Linked DNA regions of Homo sapiens: all the other regions are linked to region 1. Evidence: chromatin loops called from intact Hi-C (ENCODE). Cell type or tissue: Calu3. All regions are shown on one strand. Region 1 overlaps ZRANB2-AS1 (ZRANB2 antisense RNA 1). Region 2 overlaps CTH (cystathionine gamma-lyase). Region 3 overlaps LRRC7 (leucine rich repeat containing 7).

What was found. A loop is a pair of places that touch in the nucleus more often than their neighbours do. Peaks named below come from ENCODE experiments on the same cell type or tissue, not always from the same donor. Only the 100,000 strongest peaks of a DNase experiment are listed, where the experiment ranks them.
Region 2: a loop joins it to region 1, with 4 times the contacts of the local background. A loop is called at or near these places in 8 of 110 quality-filtered maps.
Region 3: it touches region 1 in a loop (4-fold over the local background); 17 of 110 quality-filtered maps call a loop at or near these places.

What each region holds. Positions count from the first base shown.
Region 1 is chr1:71,048,833-71,051,332 of GRCh38, forward strand. It overlaps ZRANB2-AS1 (ZRANB2 antisense RNA 1), which reads left to right. Exons shown (of 3, transcript NR_038420.1): 2 at 1-156. Among named protein-coding and RNA genes, the nearest start is that of PTGER3, 2.3 kb to the left of the region's middle. In Calu3, a CTCF peak has its summit at 1,376 (motif pointing left); a DNase peak (open chromatin) is centred at 1,349.
Region 2 is chr1:70,433,978-70,436,477 of GRCh38, forward strand. CTH (cystathionine gamma-lyase) reads left to right here. Exons shown (of 12, transcript NM_001902.6): 10 at 1,148-1,200. Among named protein-coding and RNA genes, the nearest start is that of CTH, 24 kb to the left of the region's middle. In Calu3, no CTCF peak of the experiment used is centred here; no DNase peak of the experiment used is centred here.
Region 3 is chr1:70,131,803-70,134,302 of GRCh38, forward strand. It overlaps LRRC7 (leucine rich repeat containing 7), which reads left to right. Exons shown (of 27, transcript NM_001370785.2): 27 at 1-2,500. Among named protein-coding and RNA genes, the nearest start is that of LRRC40, 73 kb to the right of the region's middle. RefSeq lists an enhancer at 2,344-2,500. In Calu3, a CTCF peak has its summit at 1,388; a DNase peak (open chromatin) is centred at 1,339.

The DNA of each region.
Region 1 (2,500 bases):
TGCTATTATTATTTCCCTTAAAGGTGGGGTAACTGAGGCCCCATGAAGTTAAAGAATGTTCCTGAAGTCTCTCAGCAATTCTCAAGTCCCATCTTATTTGAAGCATGTATTCCTGACATGGGTCCCATAACTGCTCTCAGCAGATGAATATTAACGGTGAGATCATCTTCCCCTAATCTTGGGAAAGTCTTGTGTTTTTTGCTTTTTGCCTTTTTACACTGTCTAAGAGATGAAAAGATTTTTAAAAATAATTGCAAAGTTCATTTTTCCTCATATTTAAGAAATTAGACTTAATCATATAGCACTCTAAAGACCATTATTTTGATTGACACAGATCAACTTTCAGAACAAGCCCAATCAGTTTTGCCTTTCCTAGCTTAGCTGATGTTCTGTATGGGTGTTCTTAACTTTTAAATTACTGTTAAGAGGTAAGAATGGGATATGTCCCTCTGCATACTTTATGTGCTGTTGTCTTGATTCTGTATGAGAGTTTGAAAAAATATCACTATAACATTATATGTTTTTTAAAGAAGGAAAAGCAAGAATGCAACTTAAACTCCATTTTAATAAGATGCATTAATCACAACATGAATTTCATTTTGTGTTTTGCTGTCATTTAAAAATGTTTTGCACTTTTGCGTTTTACTGACTAAAATGTCACGTTTACAATGGGAACAACAGCTAGGAAGGGTGAAATGGTTTGATTCTAAAATCTTCCGTAAACTTTTGTCTTATTATTTTGAATTAATCTCAAACCTGTATTTGGGATAGTATTTTTCTAGCCTAATATCATTTGAAAATAAAATAATATTTGAGGTTATTCTTAGACAAAGCTTTATCCAAAGCATTTGGATGAAAGTGGCTATCAAGTTTATACCATCTATAGTTAGTAAAATTCTAGTGTAATTCAATATTTAAAATTTAAGACCATATCACCATTCACACAGCAAAGGAAGCAAGGCTTATCTTTTTCCAGTTACATCAAAAACTATTCTCATTTTTATTCACAAATATTTGACTTCTTTGAAACTTTTACTTCTCCCACTGAAGTGCTTGCTGTAGCCAATTGGACTTGATAAGCATGGTAAGCGTCGGGGCATGTATTAGTAAAGAATTGTTAGCCTCTCACTAACCTCTATGCCAATGAACAAAATGTGTTGCATTTCAGATAATTTGGGTATTTCTCTTCTTTCAGCACTTTGCTTCATCCTATATTGTCTGCCTTTAGCTATTCACCTTGTAAACAAGTGACTGTGAGGTTTTGTGGAGTAACAGTGTGAAGCTGGCAGTTGGATTCTGGTTGGTACTTTCTGGTCAGTTACTACGGATATAGTGTGAATTGTGTTGGTCTGAAACAACACCACCCTCTAGTGACCAAAAGGCTAATAACATGCTTTATGCTGTTTTAAAGAGAATTTCCATAGGGCCAATGGATGCTTTGCTTAGGGAATCTCTGATTTCTTTCCTAGAGATCTACTTATCAGTACATAATTGTGGTCACTTTGTTTTCCTTTGAGGTTACAAATTGGCAACTTTGTTTAACAGTCAATAAACCAGTAGAGGATTAAACTGAAAGACCAGATATTCATTTTTTTTTAATTTAAAGTATATATTCACCTATTATGTTTTCAATGAAATTCTAACCTGGACATGTTTTAAATTCACAGATTACTTAATTGTACCCTACAGCTTAAAATGTATAATGTATGTCAATATTTAGCTAGTGATGATGAATTTATTTTGCTATTTACTTCTATTAAACATCTATTTAAAAATCTTAAATATGGATACAAAATAAGATTAATAATGAGTCACATGATCAGCCTTTGATTGCCTCACTATGGATGGAAAATATCTGAAAGTCTTTCTTCATGGAGCCAACCAGTAATTTTAGTTTATATTTTAGTCATTCATTCATTCAATAACCATTCATTGAGCACCCAATCTATGTCAGACACTGTTTCAGTCATTAGGGATACAAAAGCAATACATAACAGTGCCTATATTCATGGGGTTTATATTTTAGTGCAAAATTACTGATTCTAAGTGCCAAATAACAGGAGAAACACTGATCCCATGGCTTTTGTCTTCTCAGAATGATTGTCATGGAAGTACAGTGCAATGTAGACTTAACATTTAAACATCAATCAATGTAATTACTGTATCAAAATAAAAGCAATGCCTAGAAGTCTTTGCTAGATCAAAGAGTCCCTTTCTATGAATGCCTTTTCTGCTGTCTTTTCTTCCTATTCTTTACATGCCTGTTTTTTTTAATTGAAAACTGGACATTGTAATATATTGTAATGACTCTGGAGTCTACCGGGTTTTTTTCCCTGAGTATTATCTATTTTATGTTTGTTTGCTCTGTTTGACAGTTAACTTGTCCGGATTCAAACTGCCAATATTGCCTCCCATGGGGCATGCTGCTCTTGGTATCTCTGCTTCATTCTCATGGTTTTCCATGCTCTTTTAGCTTGGCTTCCTAGAGATTGATTTCCCT
Region 2 (2,500 bases), 610 kb before region 1:
TAGGAGGTAAGGCCTTACAGCAGTTCACTATCTCTCACTTCTACTCAAGCCAGATAATGTTTTTGTATCTGCAGGTTACACTCATAAACCTCTTTATCATGAAATGCATTGGGTTGAAAACAACTTAAACAACAATGTAGCAGACATCTAAATATGTTCACTTACTTAACTCTCCACATACTACAATCAGTTTGGAGACACAGAGTATTCTAATGCATTTATTTAAAAGTGAACCCCTTTTTTCAGATGAAATAGGTAAAACCTCGAAGTAGTGTGCAGTTAGTGCACTGCACAAGGGCTGTTCTAAAATCCATCCTGTGAATGGCTTTCCAAACCCTGTGCCTCCTAAGCTGCATCTGACTGGGGTGAGGCCTTTGTCTAATTTTCAAAAAGCCAGGAGGAGGCTCTCAGGGGCCTTGAGCAAGAGGCCTGTCCAACTCCATACACTGGGCTTAACCTTGAGCTCATGCAGTTTATATACTACAGAATAGATTAACAGAAAGCTGCCAGATTAGTCAAAGTGTTCCTGGTGTCACCTTAATTTAATACATTTACCAAAGTAACTTTTAAAACATTTGTAAAGTTTTATGACACTATCACACTCAACATAAAAACAGTGGTTTTTTTTTTTTCCCCTATTCCAGCAGGGATTTAAAGGATGTATTTCATAAGTGATATATATTAACAAGGAAGTATGTATAACTTGGGAAGCATTTAGAGATTTTTTTATTTAAGTGGTAACCACAGAGCAAAGTCTCAAATGCAATAATTTTTTTTTTTTTTTTTTTTTTTTTAGGCAGAGTTTCACTCTTTTGCCCAGACTGGAGTTCAGTGGCATGATCTCGGCTCACTGCAACCTCCACCTCCTGGGTTGAAGTGATACTCCTGCTTCAGCCTTCCAGGTAGCTGGGATTACAGGTGCGTGCCACCATGCTCAGCTAATTTTTGTATTTTTAGTAGAGATGGGGTTTCACTAGTTGGCCAGGCTGGTCTCGAACTCCTGACCTCGGTGATCCGCCTGACTTGGCCTCCCAAAGTGCTGGGATTACAGGCATGAGCCACTGTGCCTGGCCTAAAAACATTTATTTTTAGATTTTAGTATTTTTATTTTACTAGAAAATCTAAATTCATGTTTTCTTTGCTATAGCTATTTACTCTGGCCGAGAGCTTGGGAGGATTCGAAAGCCTTGCTGAGCTTCCGTAAGTATAGTTCTGTTTTTCTCAGTATTTTAAATTTGATGTCAGCTTTAATGATTGGGAAAGAAATATGATAAGGTCAGGGATAATTCAAGATATTTAACAATAAGAATAGCAGGACATTAATCAGAATGGACTCTAACCCTGTCAAGATGGAGACCCTGATAAAATCTCATGGAGGGCTTCTTGTTAGTGAGCGGTGTCCTCCCAAATGTTGCTTCCTTCCCTGCTCTGTCAAAAAGAGATTCCAGCAGTAACTGTATTCTAGGATCTCTGATCTCTGACCTCTAAGCAAGGGCCACATGTTCTACCCTACTCAGCCTTAGAGGGGATTGGAGACTTTGTACTAGAAAAGCTGTTTTCAAGGCTCTTTGGGAAACAGAAAATGTGTCTCTGATGAAACTCCTCCATGCCCTTGATTGTTGGAGAACAGCCCTACTAGATACTGTCAAATCTTTTGTTTTCTGTTCTCTGTAGGATAAACCTTTAATGTCTTCATGTTGTGTACAAGATAAATCCAAACCCTAACTTGGTACCAGGCCCTTCAGTATCTAACCCAATCAATTCATCTAGTTTTTTCAAAGCATCAGAGGATATTGGTACAAGAAGCAGTCTAAGATCATACAGTCCAGCAGCTTATTTTACAGGCAAGGAAACAAAGATCCAGAAAGTTGAGCTGATTGACTCAAGTGTCACACAGGAACGTGTTCGCAGCTTCACTCTTGGATTTGCATCAGAAACAGTGAGGGGAGGTAAAAGGTGCTTGGATCTAGATTTGAGATCTGCTTCCACCAATTAGTTAACCTTTAAACTTCCATTTTTTAACACATAAAATGAGATTAATAATTAATGATTTTCGGCCTGGTGCAATGGCTGACGCCTGCAATTCCAGTACTTTGGGAGGCCGAGGTGGGCCACTTGAGGTCAGGAGTTCAAGACCAGCCTGGCCAACATGGTGAAACCCTGTCTCTCCTAAAAAAAAAAAAAATTATCCGAGTGTGGTGGTGTACACCTATAATCCCAGTTACTTGGGTGGCTAAGGCACGAGAATCGCTTGAACCCAAGTGATGGAGGTTGCAGTGAGCCGAGGTTGCAGCAAGCCAAGATCGCACCACTGCACTCCAGCCTGGGTGATGCAGCGAGACTCTGTCTCAAAAAAGAACCAAAACAACAACAAAAAATTAATGATTATCATTTATTGATTACCTGTCCCCCCAAGCATTCCTGATATATATATTACCTTTATTATATGCTACTATGACCATATGTTGTAATTACTGCAGGGTTAAGTCAACATCATAAC
Region 3 (2,500 bases), 920 kb before region 1:
TGTCTCTTTGAACAAAAATAAATGAAAAATGAACTGGAAAAGTGAAATATTAATTGAGAGAGTGACATTATCTTAGGATAGTAAGAATATTTTAGAATAGTAAGAGTACTTTAATGAAATATTTTTAAGTAAGAGCATTTTAGAATAATGAGAATAATGAGTGAGTAAGGAACAAGAACAGACTAGGGCTGGGAAAGAGGGGAATTAATAAGTTATTAAGGAAGAAAGAATGAGAAAGACAAAAGAAGGGCAATAGAGGACTGATACAGAGAATCAGAGAGGAACTGGATAAAAGAAATCAGATTCAGGCATATCCTCCAGTCTCTTCGTTCTGGTGACCATGCCCCTTCTTCAGACAGCCCTGAATTCCCTTCCTCTCTCTCTGCTCTCTCTTGGCCAGAGGAGTAATCGTTCAGCTCTTCTTGGTTTCTGCCTTCCCTCCTGCTCTTCCAGATGTCAAAAGAAGAATTTACAGTGAAAAATAAGGTGCATATTAGAAATATATTTAGTTTAATTGCTATTCATTTCTAGAAACTATTTTTGTCTAACGTCATAGGTAATGCTTTAGTCATACAACTTCTCAGAACAAGGAAAAAAGTTATCTCATTTTTAAAAATTACCAGAGTACTTTTCTTTTTTCTTTTCTTTTCTTTTCTTTTTTTTTTTTTTTTTTTTTTTTTTGAGACGGAGTCTCACTCTGTCATCAGGCTGGAGGCTGGAGTGCAGTGGCACGATCTCAGCTTACTGCAACCTCCGCCCTCCGAGTTCAAGCGATTCTCCTGCCTCAGCCTCCCGAGTAGCTGGGATTACAGGCGCCTGCCACTGCACCCGGCTAATTTTTTGTATTTTTAGTAGAGACGGAGTTTCACCTTCTTGGCCAGGTTGGTCTTGAACTCCTGACCTCGTGATCCACCTGCCTCGGACTCCCAAAGTACGGGGATTACAGGCGTGAGACACCGCGCCCGGCCGTACTTTTCTTAAATAAAGACTAATGTCAGACAGTGTGGCTACAGGTAAAAGCTCTGTGGAGAAAGGAGCAAAATTATTGTCCTATCATAAGACAGAAAGGGACCTTGAGAGGATCTGGTTCATTTGTCTATCTTCAGGGAAGGATTCATGCTATTCTTAAATTCCTGGAGCGAAGGGGTGAACATTTCCCTCTGTAACCCACCCTTATAAAGCAACAAATTGTGTTTCATCTCAATAAAATCCTCTAGTTTAAATTACTGCGTTCAACTCTGACAAATACTATCCTCATATTTAGTTGTACACATCCGCATACTCTTTTAAAGAAACATGTGTCTGCAGTTCAGAAGAGCCACCACTAGATGGAGACCTCATATCTACATTTTAAATCCCAGCCTTGGCAATTCTCTGGCTTGGGGGAGCACAGTCCGATTTTTGTTGTTGTCGTGGGTGTTTTTTGTTTGTTTGTATTGAGACAGTGTCGCTCTGTCGCCCAGGCTGGAGTGCAGTGGCGCGATCTCGGCTCACTGCAACCTCCACCTCCTGGGTTCAAACGATTTTCCTGCCTCAGCCTCCCGAGTAGCTGGGACTACAGGCATGCACCACCACGCCCGGCTAATTTTTGTATTTTTAGTAAAGACAGGTTTTCTCCATGTTGCCCAGGCTGGTCTTGAACACCTGGGCTCTATCGATCCGACCGCCTCGGCCTCCCAAAGTGCTGGGATGGCCTTACACAGTCTGTTTTTATGCCCCTTGTGCTGATACAATTGCTAACAACACCCCTTTCCTTTCTCCTTTGAGAAAATTTGAAACAATGCTCTAAATTTACACAATTTAAGAAAAAAACAAGAGCTTTGAGCTTATTTTAGGCAGTTTATATGTTTTTTTACTAAACCTCTCAGATTGTATCAATCACCCAAAACCTAATGAGACAGAAACCACTTTCTCAGTGAGGCTTGATTGTTTAAAGTTTTGATGTTCCTTAATTGTTCAGTTTAATTATTATACCCACCAGTTTAATAGTTCTTCTCTAACTTGTGTTTTCCAAATATTTTGCTCCTATCTCCCATTATTTTAGCCACACTTCCTTCAGGTATGCCCATTCCAAGTATGTGGGAATAGATTTGTCTCAAGTTACTCAAAATTTATTTTTAAAGTTAACTTTCCAAAACTTAAACATCAGGAACTGTGGTTAAGTTTGCCTAGCCTTCTTTATGTAATTCTAAAACTAGTCCAATCTGAATATGTGTGCATCTGGGTATAGCTTTATTTCCATCTGGCAATAACTAGGCATCTACAATAAACGCCTAATTTTTCATTTTATTTATGTGTATGAGTAATCAGCATAATATGACAATCAGATTTTATTTTATTATGAAGTGAATAAGAAATGTATTTCGAAATGTATTTCAAAATGTCTCTCACAAAGTGATCATTGGATTCCCAAGGTAGTTTGCAATCTCCCCAGCCTCTCTCCTTTCAGTGGGAATATCTGGGTGCTGAAGGCAGAGAACCCCTGGCGGCCTTGGTGACA